Linked DNA regions of Homo sapiens: region 1 is linked to region 2. The links are chromatin contacts, found by Hi-C or POLR2A ChIA-PET in ENCODE. All regions are on one chromosome and are shown on one strand. The core of a region is the stretch at or near the end of the contact, and the rest is flanking DNA. Distances in the headings are between cores, read along the strand shown.

Region 1 (5,923 bases), core at 699-3,198, 35 kb before region 2:
CCTGCCTCAGCCTCCTGAGTAGCTGGGATTACAGGCACACGCACCACCACGCCCAGCTAATTTTTGTATTTTTAGTAGAGATGGGGTTTCACCATGTTGGTCAGGCTGGTCTCGAACTCCTGACCTTGTGATCTGCCTGCCTGGGCTTCCCAAAGTGCTGGGATTACAGACGTGAGCCACCATGCCTGGCTTACTGAGAGCTTTATATGTGTGAAGGTGCTTGTGATTTCTGTTTACCTTTGCCCCCTCAAATACAATTATACCTTCTAAGTTGTTGACTGATGCCACTTCCACCGCTCCTAAATGTCCAATCAAAACTGCCCCAGTATGAGGCAAATGACTGGGTTGTTCCTTGGTTTCCACATTTCCTGTCTCATCTCTGTTAGAACCTTACAGCTGTTAAAATTATTTATTTCTATAGTAGAAGTTATTAGACTAGTAGTATTCCCATTTGAACTGGCAGGGTTTTGTCTTAGCGTTAAGAAATAGATTTGTACATTTCCCCCATTTATGATGTTTAATGCCTTTAACTTCTCTCTGCTACTGCCTTTTTTGTTTTGTTTTGTTTTGTTTTGTTTGTGCGTGTGTGTGTTTGAGACAGGGTCTCACTCTGTCACCCAGATTGGAGTGCAGTGGCACCATCATGGCTCACTGCAGCCGTGAACTCTCGGGCTCGAGCAATCCTCCTACCTCAGCCTCCCAAGTAGCTGAGACTACTGGCATGTGCCACCACACTCAGCTAATTACATTTATTATTTATTTATTTATTTATTTATTTATTTTTGTAGATATGAGGCTTCCCTATTTTGCCCAGGCTAGTCTCAAACTCCTAGGCTCAAGTGATCTGCCTCCCTCGGCCTCCCAAAATGCTGGGATTACAGACGTGAGAAGAAAAAAAAGAATATAATCAGCTACTAATAGTAAAATAGAAATGTTGAAGACAGTGTCTTGCCTCTAATTGGTATTTGTTTTTTAATAGAGTCAAAGGAAAGAGTCTCTACTGGCAAAAATGTAACTCTCAGCCAGCTAGAGATAGTTACCCCTCTATCTCTGCTGGTACCCCAGTTATCCTTTCTACAAACGAAATTGCCTTATGGGTTCTTATACTGAGCATAGATGCAACAACAAAAAAGTCAATATTATTGACTCTCATCCATTTGCCAAGCACCGTGCTAAGTGCTTTCACATACATTTTCTCATTTAATGGATCTTTTGCTTACTTACTGTAGGGGGTAGAAGTGAGATTGTGCCTTTGTGTTGCTCCGTCCTCTACCTAAAGGGTTTACCTCTGTGTAAACCCTTTACTGGTAGCAAGGGAACTCAATCTGAAGCAAAATCCATTTTTTTTCTCATCTCGTCCAGGTTCACCGTGAAAAGTTGGTTGGTTTCTCATTTCTGGAGAAGAGATGTGTTGCTGATTTAGGAAAAAGTGGATGGAACAGGGATGAAGGCTGAATGCTGTTTAATACCACACTATGTACCCACATGGGTGGGCACCTGCCTCTGCTGAGAGGTCTCTCTTGTCCTGGCTTCTTTCCCAGATAATCTATTATATTCTCTGGGAACAAGAATCCATATACATTCAAGTCTTCCTTTGATTTACTTACTTATCTATGAACACTGGTCACTTACCACTTTCCTCACCTTCTCCCACCCCAAGAAACCCTCTCCTGGAGAAACATAACTGGTCTTTTCCATTCCTGAGATTACCTGCCATTTTCTCCTCTTACAATGATTCCAAATCTTGGACTCCACTAAGGAAAACATAGCCTGAGTGAAGTTACACAACCAGTGAGAAAGGAATCTTCCCTGGGCAATGAGATGAGGGCTGACTCACGATCTCAGCTCTTAGGAATGGCTCTCCAGCTGCTGACAGAGGCCACATGGGTTCAGCCATGAGGTCATTAAGGATCTCCCTGGTGACTAACAAAATTGGGGCAGCCAGGGATAGCCAGAGCTGAGCTGGGGCAACTGACCCATTTGTTGAAGTGCCCTCCAGGATGGAGGCCAGCAGTCCAAGTTGCAATGCCTTGGCAATGTAGCACTCACAGCTGGTGCAATCTGGAGGATGATTGGCACCCAACAAAAGAAGTCTCTGGTAAAGGATGTACTTATAATCACTGTGTGGAGACATGTTTATTCCAGATGCCCATTCTTCATTCTTTCACTTATACAACAGACATTTGACCTTGCTAGGCACTGAGCTGGAGGCTGGTATATTCCTTGTTCTCAAGGAACTGACAGTTTAGCAGAGAGGCACAATGGGGACAAGCACAGGAAGCATTAGGAGAATTCAGAAGAGCACTTACCTCAAATTGGAGAGTCAGGAGCGCTCTCCCAAGAATGCATGGAAGGCTTATACAGAAAGGGAGGAGAAAGGGCCCTCCAGGTAGAGTGGCAGCAGTGCCCAGCCACAGAGACTAGAGAGAACACGTAGCTCCTTGGGGATGCAAAGGGGGTTGTTGTGGCTGACATCAGAATATGCAGGGGAAGGGGCAGGAGATGCTGCTGGAGAGGGGAGCATGGCTCAGATTATAAGTGTCCTCTTGCCCGTCATGCTGGCAGGTCAGAATTCTATCTGGAAGGGTCAGGAACCACTAACTGACTTTCTGTCAGGGAAGGAGAGGGGCAGGTCTGCCTTTTGAGGACGTTTTCTCAGTGGTTTAATGTGAAGATTGGATGCAAAGAAAGCAAGCATGAAGTACGAGGACCACTTTGTAGAATCATGCAGTAATTGAAGAAGGAAATAATGTGGGCCCAGCCTATAGCAGAGACCACGGGGAAGCAGAAAAAGAAGACTGGGAGAGATATAAAGGAGTTGCCCCAACTGACCATGGCGATCAGCCACAGGCGAGTCCTGAAGAGCTCAGAGGGGCTTCAGCTTTGGTGGCTGGGGGGAGATGATGGGAGGAGAAGGCTTGCTGGAAGGAGATGATGAGTGCAGGCTGAAGCGGGAACCCAGGGAAGAGACCCTTCCATCGGCCTGAATATTAGTGGAGGAAGGTCAAGGCAACTCAGTGGAGTTGGGGACTCCCCCGGTGTCCCCTAAAGGAGGCTTGGTGACAATTCCAGATCCCACTAGCTAGAGAGGAAGAGGCTCCTAACACATGGCCTGGCTTGTTAAGACTGAATCTTGCAGGACCGAGGCTGCAGATGAGAGGTCTCTAGTACCTGCAGCCAAGCAGGGCCTGACAAGCTGTTTCCATGGAGATGTGGTGTACGCAGGAGGGAGTGAGTAGGAGGGCTGATCCATTCCAGAGCCTTGGGTCACAAGGCTGTGGTGGGCTAACAGATAAACAGGAAAAAGACATAGTCAATCAGAAAAGGATGTTCAAAACAATTTGCAGTTAATTGGGGGTTGTATCGTCATAATTCTAGATTAAGTCTAACAATTGAGAAGGATTGGGGTAAGCCACTTAATGATCCTGCTAGTTATTTTAGGTACGACTTGATGAGGGCACAGGGAAGCAGATGCCGACTCAGGCTAACTCCAAATGTACGTACACCATCTTAAGTCCTTCTACATCCCTGGACTCCAAGTTGCTGCATATCACTCCCAAGTGTGAGTAAAGTAACAGGTTTCTGGAGAAACAGGTATAGATATGGGAAGTTAATTTTTTTTTTTGTTTGCCATGCTAATAGCAGTAATACACAGAAAACCTGCAGAGCTCTTCAGAAAACTCAGATGCTGGTGAAGCCTCAGATCAGATGTTGTTATTAAGCAATTTGAAGACTGTTCTGGACAGACAGCCAGCAGCAATGGGGCCCAGATGTGTGTGTGTGTGTGTGTGTGTGTGTGTGTGTACCATTTTGACCATCTTAAAGTGTATAATTCAGTGGCATTAAGTATATTCGCAATCTTGTGTAACCACCATCACCATTATCTATTTCCAAAGCTTTACCATCTTCCGAAACAAAAACTCTATAATCATTAAGCAAGAAATCCCCTTTGAGCACCAAAGATATTAAACGACCTTATTGTGCTGCAACAACACTGCCTACCGGGCAGGGTGATGTTTTGGTTGCTGCACATAAGAAAGCTGGGTTGGCTTTGGCCGGTTGCTCTCAATTCACACATAGGGGTTTTTGGCCAAAGTCCTCATCTTATACATGAGCTTATTAGACCTAGTCTTTGGGAAGTGACTGACTTTAACCATTGTAATGACTGTTGGGACTTGCTGACCTCCATCTCCAAGGTATTCAAATGGCTGATGGCGGTACTTATTAAGATCAGTAAAAATGAAGTCAGGACCATAAGGCCCTCATAAAGATTCTGCTGGAGGCAAACTTTGCTCCAAAGTTAGTTGGGCATAATTGTAAAGTGAATTGTCTAGGAAGCAACATTTTCTTTTTTTTTTTTTTGAGATAAGGTCTTACTCAAGTCTTGCCCAGATTGGAGTGCAATGGTGTGAACAAGACTCACTCCAGCCTTGTCCTCCTGGGCTCAAGCGATCCTCCCACCTTAGCCTCCCAAGTAGCCGGGACTACAGGCACATGCCACCATGCCCAAGAAATTCTTGTATTTTTTGTAGAGATGTTTGTAGAGATGTTTTGCCATGTTTTCCAGGTTGGTCTTGAACTCCTGGGCTCAAGCAGTCCACCTATCTCACCCTCTCAAAGTGCTGGGACTACAGGCATGAGTCACCACTCCCAGCCCCAACTTCATTTTAGGCAACCAAAAACAACAGTGCCTAGGGAAGATGAGGCATAATTCTGGTTTAAAATGGTAGACCATGACCAGAAGATCAGAACCTGAAATCCCAAATGTCCTATTCCCCTTTTTTCACAAATTATATATAGGCCAAGTTTCAGTCTGGAGTTCACAAACTCAAAGCAGCAATAGCCCAAAAGCCCGGACAGATACCTCACAGATGCATGGTGTCCACCACGAAGAACAGTAGGGGGAAAAACAATGGACTTGATTTAATGAAAATTGCTCCACTATAAACACAATGTAAACCACATGCATTGTTTTGGGGATCATAGTGAAAGGACTTTTTTCTTTTCTTTTTTTTTTTTTTTTTGAGATGGAGTCTTGCTCCATCACCCAGGCTGGAGTGCAATGGCATGATCTCGGCTCACTGCAACCTCCGCTTCCTGGGTTCATGTGATTCTTCTGCCTCAGCCTCCCGAGTAGCTGGGACTACAGGTGCATGCCACCATACACGGCTAATTTTTTTGTATTTTTAGTAGAGACGGGGTTCCATCATGTTAGCCAGGATGGTCTCAATCTCCTGACCTCGTGGTCCATCCACCTGGCCTCCCAAAGTACTGGGATTATAGGTGTGAGCCACCGCACCCAGGCAAGATGAATATTTTAACACAGTATAGTGTTCCTGGGAACTGGGGCTCAGAAGAGGTTCACTGGCTTAGTTAGCATCACCAAGAAAACTAGAGAAAGAGCTAAGAATCAAGTTTTGTCTCCTGATTCCTGGTCAAGTGGTTTATTTTGATTAGTGTCTGTGGTGCTCTGTTCTTGGCATGCACAAGGGGGATGGTTCTTAGAGCCTCTTACCAAGTTTTTATTTGGCCAGAGGGTAATCTATTAACACATTTATGTCCAAATTCACCTTTAATTTAGTGTTCATATTATGCTGATTTTTCAACCAACCTTGGATAGGAGCTCAGACAAATGTTGTTAGCAGTCAAGAAAAAGTTTAGTGTTATCAAGATCCTATTAGGAGATGATTTCCAGGATGGTAGTATGAGGAGCTTTACAGACCCAGTCCCAATGAAACAACCATACTGGTGAAAATTATTTTTAAGACAACCATTTAAAGTCTCTGGAAATTGTCCTAAGGGCGTACAACAAATGAAGAAATATTTATTCAGGAAAATCTACTAAATCCTGGTAAGAACAGTTGGGAGTCCATGGCATCTGAACCAAAAACTGTTCCCTCCCTCCCTGCCCAACCCCAACTAG
Region 2 (5,682 bases), core at 280-2,779:
GAGTTACCTGTGGGATATGGACTCATTATCCAGATTTAATAAATAATAACGGCTTGCCATGATAAAACCTTCTAGTTACAAGAGAAGGCCCTTCCCTCCCTCCCTCCCTCCCTCCCTCCTTCCCTTCCCTTCCCCTCCTTCCTTCCTTCCTTCCTTCCTTCCTTCCTTCCTTCCTTCCTTCCTTCCTTCCTCTCTCTCTCTTTACTGCTTTCTTTCTTCTCTTTTTTTTTTTTTTTGAGACAGCATCTCACTCTGTTGCCCAAAACAGGCTGGAGTACACTGGTGCACTCACAGCTCACTGCAGCCTTGACCTCCTGGGCTCAGGTGATCCTCCCACCTCAGCCTCCCGAGTAGCTGGGACTACAGGCATGCACCACCACAGCTGGCTAATTTTTGTATTTTTTGTAGAAACAGGGTTTCATGATGTTGCTCAGGCTGGTCTAGAACTCCTGGGCTGAAGCTGTCTGCGCATCTTGGCCTCCCAAAAATGCTGGGATAACAGGCGTGTGCCATTGTGCCCGGCCGAGAAGGCCCTTTCATTTCAACTCTCTCCAGAGGTAACCAATCTGTTGAAGACTGTGAGTGTCCTTCCCACATGTTTTTATAGTTTTACTACACAATAGGCAAGTTTTGCATGTTTAAACCTGTATGTAAATAGTGTACATATTTTTTTCTGTAGCTTTTTTTCTCAACATTGTGATTTGGAGATTTATCTGTGGTACTTGTAGAGCTAATCCATTCTATATAACATAACATTATATTATATAATACTGCAATGTAGTGCTCCATTGTGTAAATGTTCTAGAATCTATTCTCCTGTGGGTGGATATTTGTTATGGCCAGTTTTTTGCTATTCCAAATCATGATGTAAATCATGCCCTGGTGTACGTCTCCTTGAACACATGTGTGAGAGTTCTAGGGAATATATCTAGAACAAAAATTGCTAGGGAATAGGATATGCGCACTTCCGACTTGACTAGATTGCCTTCCAGCTTACTGTCCACAGCAGCTGAACCAATTGTTATATATCTCATCAATGATATACAAGAATTTGTCTTGTCCCACATTCTAACCAACGCTGTCAAGTTTTTTAAAAATACACATATCTAAGCCCTATTTTCATAGATTCTGATAGGTTCACTCTGGAGTGTGGTTTGAAATAGGCTACAGGTGGTTCTAAAACACAAATAAAGTTAAGTCTGCTCCAAGTATGCATGTGTATATGATCTAATATATTGATATGTGGATTGTCACGCTGAGGTTACTCTGGTGCTCTGTTGGTAGCATCTATGTTGGCTGGATTTAGATGTTTGAGGAAAGGGTGGGGAAGTACCACTGTCCAACATACAGATACACTTTGAATAAAAAAGCGGTCTGTGATTTACCAGTGCACTGGGCTGTAGTTGATCTAAAGCCCTACCTTTGCCAGCTACGTGAATAGGGTGGGCCCTTTCTAAGTGCTGCCTTCCCTCTCACCAGGTGTGTGGCTGGGTATCAGCTGTCAGGGCTTGCATACGTGCGGTCGCTTAGGGCAAGGTGCCTGTCAGCTATGTCTGCCAGCCCGCTGGGTGGTGTCACTGTGTGGAGCATTTGTGGCTTTTTCAAAGCCCTGAGGAATCTGAGAAGCAAGTGAGGGGAATGATGCATGAAAACAAAAGGCAGTGGAAAGAGTGACCAGCCAGCAGGCTCCAGCAGGCTAGAACGCTCTGTCCTTGTTATTACTGCTTCAGGAAAATGCTGCCAGCTTCCTGGCAGGGCCTGGAAGGTAGAGGCTTCTTGAGAAAACAAGGATAAGTGATGCGTACTCTGAGGCTGAGATTCCGGTTCCCCAGCCTCCCCGCTTTTCCAGCAGAAGCTGCAGGGTGAGGATGGGGAACCGTTTGCTCCTTGGTGGGTTTGGCCAGTCTTTCATTCTCTCCTGGCTGCTGTCCTAAGAGTTTTTTCTCCTTTCTTCCACTCATAAGCAGCACGGCTCTGGTCTCAGAGGCCTAGCAGGGCTGGCCTGGGAGGGAAGCTGGGCGGTGCCCTAGGCAGAGTTGTTCCCTGAGGAGTGATGTGAAGGTCAGCCTAGGGGAGGAAAAAGGGCCTCAGCCATAATTCCCATTCAAGGAGTGTTTGCCAAAGATGAACCTCCTGGTGTGGGGCAATGAGACACGGGATGCGCTCATACCTTGTCCACTTTCCCCCTGGTACTGCATTCACAGGATAGCCTAACCCAATTTTCCGAAATGAGGTAGAAGCTCAGCAAAGGTAAGCGTTTCCATGTTAACTTATTATCAGATGGATGTGAGGACCTGTCGTAATTGGACTTGCCGAAAGTCAACTTCTATTTTCCCTCCTGACAATCACCTTTCTTTGGCATATAAAATACATGGATGCAAATTAGGGAAGAAGTCAGCATTCTTTTCTTCTCTTAAAAAGTAGCGATGAGGATAAAGAATAAAAATAGGCCTCTGTAGATACAATAGGGCTGAGCTGAGGGTGTGGTTTGCTTGGCAACAGCTCAGGCAAAGCTGTTTCTCTTGGTCCTGGAATGCCCTTGACTTCACCTCTGCCTGATGCAGTCTTAAGAGACCAGCTTGATTGTGAGTTTTTTTGGTGAAACTCCCATCAATAGTTAGTCATTCCCTTTTTTCTGGCCCCATAGCATTTTGCTCTTATAAAAACCATTCATCATATTGCGTGACAATTACTGACTTGGGATCATGCCTTATTCTCTGCGTGTGTTTCCTCAGCATCTATGGACTTTTTTTTTTTTTTTTGAGACACAGTTTCACTCTGTCGCCCAGGCTGGAGTGCAGTGGCGCCGTCTCACTGCAACCTTCGTCTCCCGGGTTCAAGCGATTCTCGTGCCTCCACCTCCCAAGGAGCTGGGATTACAGGCATGCGTTATCACGCCGGACTAATTTTGTATTTTTAGTAGAGACAGGGTTTCACCATGTTGGCCAGGCTGGTCTCGAACTCCTGATCTCAAGTGATCTGTCTGCCTTGGCCTCTCAAAGTGCTGGGATTACAGGTGTGAGCCACTGCGCCTGGCCAATGGACTATATTTTAACATAGTAGTTCTTTGATAAATGTTTATTGAATGAATCAAAGTTCCTAAGAAGATATCAGTCCTCAGCTCTTATATTTTCTTAATTATCCCCTGCCTTTTCCTTTGTGGGGTGATCTGCAAGCAGTTTCATCTGCACGTGGAATGGAGGACATGCTAAAAGTAAATGTAGCTTTGTTTTTTTTTCCTCCCCCAAGGAATTGCCTCAGTAGGAATGGGTGTTTCAGATATATCATTCTGTTACAGGTACAAAAAATTGTTTCCAGGAAGCACTGCCATCATTATCTCTGAGAGGCAAGTCAGTAGAAATTGTTATTTTCCATTTACAGATGGACAAATGGAAGGTTTCTTTCTCATTTACCAATTACAGAATGTCCACTCTGTTTAAAGTACTGTGCTAAGATTTTTATGGGCTACAAAGATGTACAAGACAAGGTTCTTGTTTCGAATAAGAATGTCATAATCTTATTTGGATAAAACAATATTTATATAACAAAAGAACTACAACTCAGGAGCATATAGTTTGAGGCATATGAGTGGTCCCAAAAGGAGCCCCAATGGGCCAGGCACGGTGGCTCACACCTGTAATCCCAGCACTTTGGAAGGCCAAGATGGGTGGATGGCTTGAGGCCAGGAGTTTGAGACCAGCCTGGGAAACATAACAAGGCCCCATATATACTTTTAAAAAAATTAGCTGGAAGTAGTGGTGCACACCTGTGGCCCAGCTTCTTGGGAGGCTGAGATGGGAGGATCGATTGAGCCCTAAAGATTGAGGCTGCAGTGAGCCACAATCGTGCCATTGCACTCCAATCTGGGTAACAGAGTGAAATGAAACCCTGTCTCAAAACAAAACAAAAAGTACCAAAGGGAATATAAAAGGCAGGCAAAAGAATGTCCAGCTAAAGTGATCAGGTATATCCTCCTGTCCCATCTGAGATGAACAGGTTTTGTGCTGGTTATTCTCCATCTGGCTCCTGTCCTGGTTTTCTGTGACTGCCGTAACAAATTACTACAAACTGGATAGGTTAAAACAACAGAATTTTATTTTCTCACAGTTCCGGAGGACAGAAGTCTGAAATCAAGTGTTGGCAAGGCCACACTCCTGAAAGCTCTGGGGGAGAATCTTCTCCTTGCTTCTTCCAGCGTCTGGGGGCCCCAGGCCTTCCTTGGCTTGTGGCCACTCCTCTGAGGTCACATTGCCTCCTCCTTTTATCTCTTAAAGTTTCTGCTTCTCTCTTATAAGGATACATGTGATTGCATTTAGGGCCTACCACAGTGATCTAGGATAAGGTCCTCCTCTCAGGATAAGGTCCTCCTGAACTTAATCACATATTTTGCCATGTAATGTAATATTCCCAGGTTCCAGAGATTCGGCTGTGGGCATGTTTTGTTGGCGGGGGAGGGGGAGGAGAATATCATTCAACCCATTATAGCCCTGATATGGTTAGGCTTTGTGTCCCCACCCAAATCTCATCTTGAATTTTAATCCCCATAATCCCCACATGTTTAGGGAAAGACCAGTGGGAGGTGATTGGATCATGGGGGAGGTTCCCCCCATGCTGTTCTCGTGATAGTGAGTGAGTTCTCATGAGATCTGATGGTTTTATAAGGGGCTCTTCCCCCTTTGCTTCTTACTTTTCTCTCTCCTGACGCCATGTGAAGAAGGTCCTTGTTTCCCCTTTGCCTTCTGCCATGATTGTAAGTTTCCTGAGGCCTCCCCAGCCATGTGGAACGGTGAGTCAATTAAACCTCTTTCCTTTATAAATTGCCCAGGTTCCAGTAGTATCTTTAAATTATAGCAGTGTGACAGTGGATTAATACAAGCCCCATGTCCTTCTCTGCCACACTCTGTTCCCGACAAGGATGTTACCCCACAGATTTCGTCCCCTGGGAGCCAGTGCCCTCTGGCTTACTGTTGGGTTTGTCCAATGGCAGGCATCAGCAAGTATCAGAGGGTAGGAGGCAAAAGAGGTTGAGATATTTCTTCTCCTTTCCTCCCTGCTTTAGCGCCATGGGTTTGGCATTAGGTATGCCCCTTCACAGTTCTAGCTCTTTCTGGACTCTGATAAACTGTTTCTCTTCAGGCCTGGACTTCTACTGCTACTCGACCTTGGGTGCCTCAGTATCCGCTTAAGTTCCCACCACCCTCCCTACATCCTTGTAAATATCAATTTCATCAAATGATTTTCAAAATCCCAGCGCAATGTGCCTTCAGTTTTGTGCCATGATCTTGAGTGATAGAGATTCCAAGAAGCAAAAATTTAATTTTCAGAACGGAGAGATATACTCAGGTTACCTCAGTCTAAGCTTAAGACTAATACAAGCCCCATGTCCTTCTCTGCCACACTCTGGCAACGAGGAGTGGGAAGGTGATTCAGCACACAGTGCCGCCCTAGCAACTGGGTTATCTTGTGGGCCCTTCAGTAGTCAGTATCTGTTGCTTTGCACTCTAATTATCTGCTAGTATTGTGACTCTCCACTGCCCTTGCTGTTCAGTACTTTCTATTCTTTTCTCATCTCACAGCTTCTATTGCTGCATGCTTTTTGCTGCCACATGACCTCAGCTTTCTTCCTTCTCTCTGTGTATCTTTTAGTTTCTGCCCATTTCTAACTGCTGACTCTCTCTTTGT

Evidence for each region. Hi-C counts contacts between places; a loop is a spot of excess contacts on that map. ChIA-PET counts read pairs that join two places held with the same protein, here RNA polymerase II (POLR2A). Pooled maps may share reads with other maps.
Region 1: a loop to region 2 is called in a map of gastrocnemius medialis, with 6 times the contacts of the local background. The contact joins two enhancer-like sites. A Hi-C loop is called at or near these places in 5 of 168 maps with a recorded cell type or tissue (CD8-positive, alpha-beta T cell, ascending aorta, gastrocnemius medialis and 2 more) and 5 of 50 pooled maps. POLR2A ChIA-PET finds 5 or more read pairs at or near these places in 8 of 52 experiments (A549, HEK293, HepG2 and 5 more).

What each region holds. Positions count from the first base shown.
Region 1 is chr7:131,247,323-131,253,245 of GRCh38, forward strand. It overlaps a transcript of MKLN1 not described here. Among named protein-coding and RNA genes, the nearest start is that of MKLN1-AS, 77 kb to the right of the region's middle. Within about 2 kb of position 1,949, at least 5 of the 41 ENCODE cell types and tissues checked have a DNase peak (open chromatin) inside an H3K27ac peak, as active enhancers do; they include gastrocnemius medialis, heart right ventricle and psoas muscle, where a contact is called at or near this core.
Region 2 is chr7:131,283,212-131,288,893 of GRCh38, forward strand. It overlaps a transcript of MKLN1 not described here. Among named protein-coding and RNA genes, the nearest start is that of MKLN1-AS, 42 kb to the right of the region's middle. Within about 2 kb of position 1,530, at least 17 of the 41 ENCODE cell types and tissues checked have a DNase peak (open chromatin) inside an H3K27ac peak, as active enhancers do; they include gastrocnemius medialis, heart right ventricle and psoas muscle, where a contact is called at or near this core.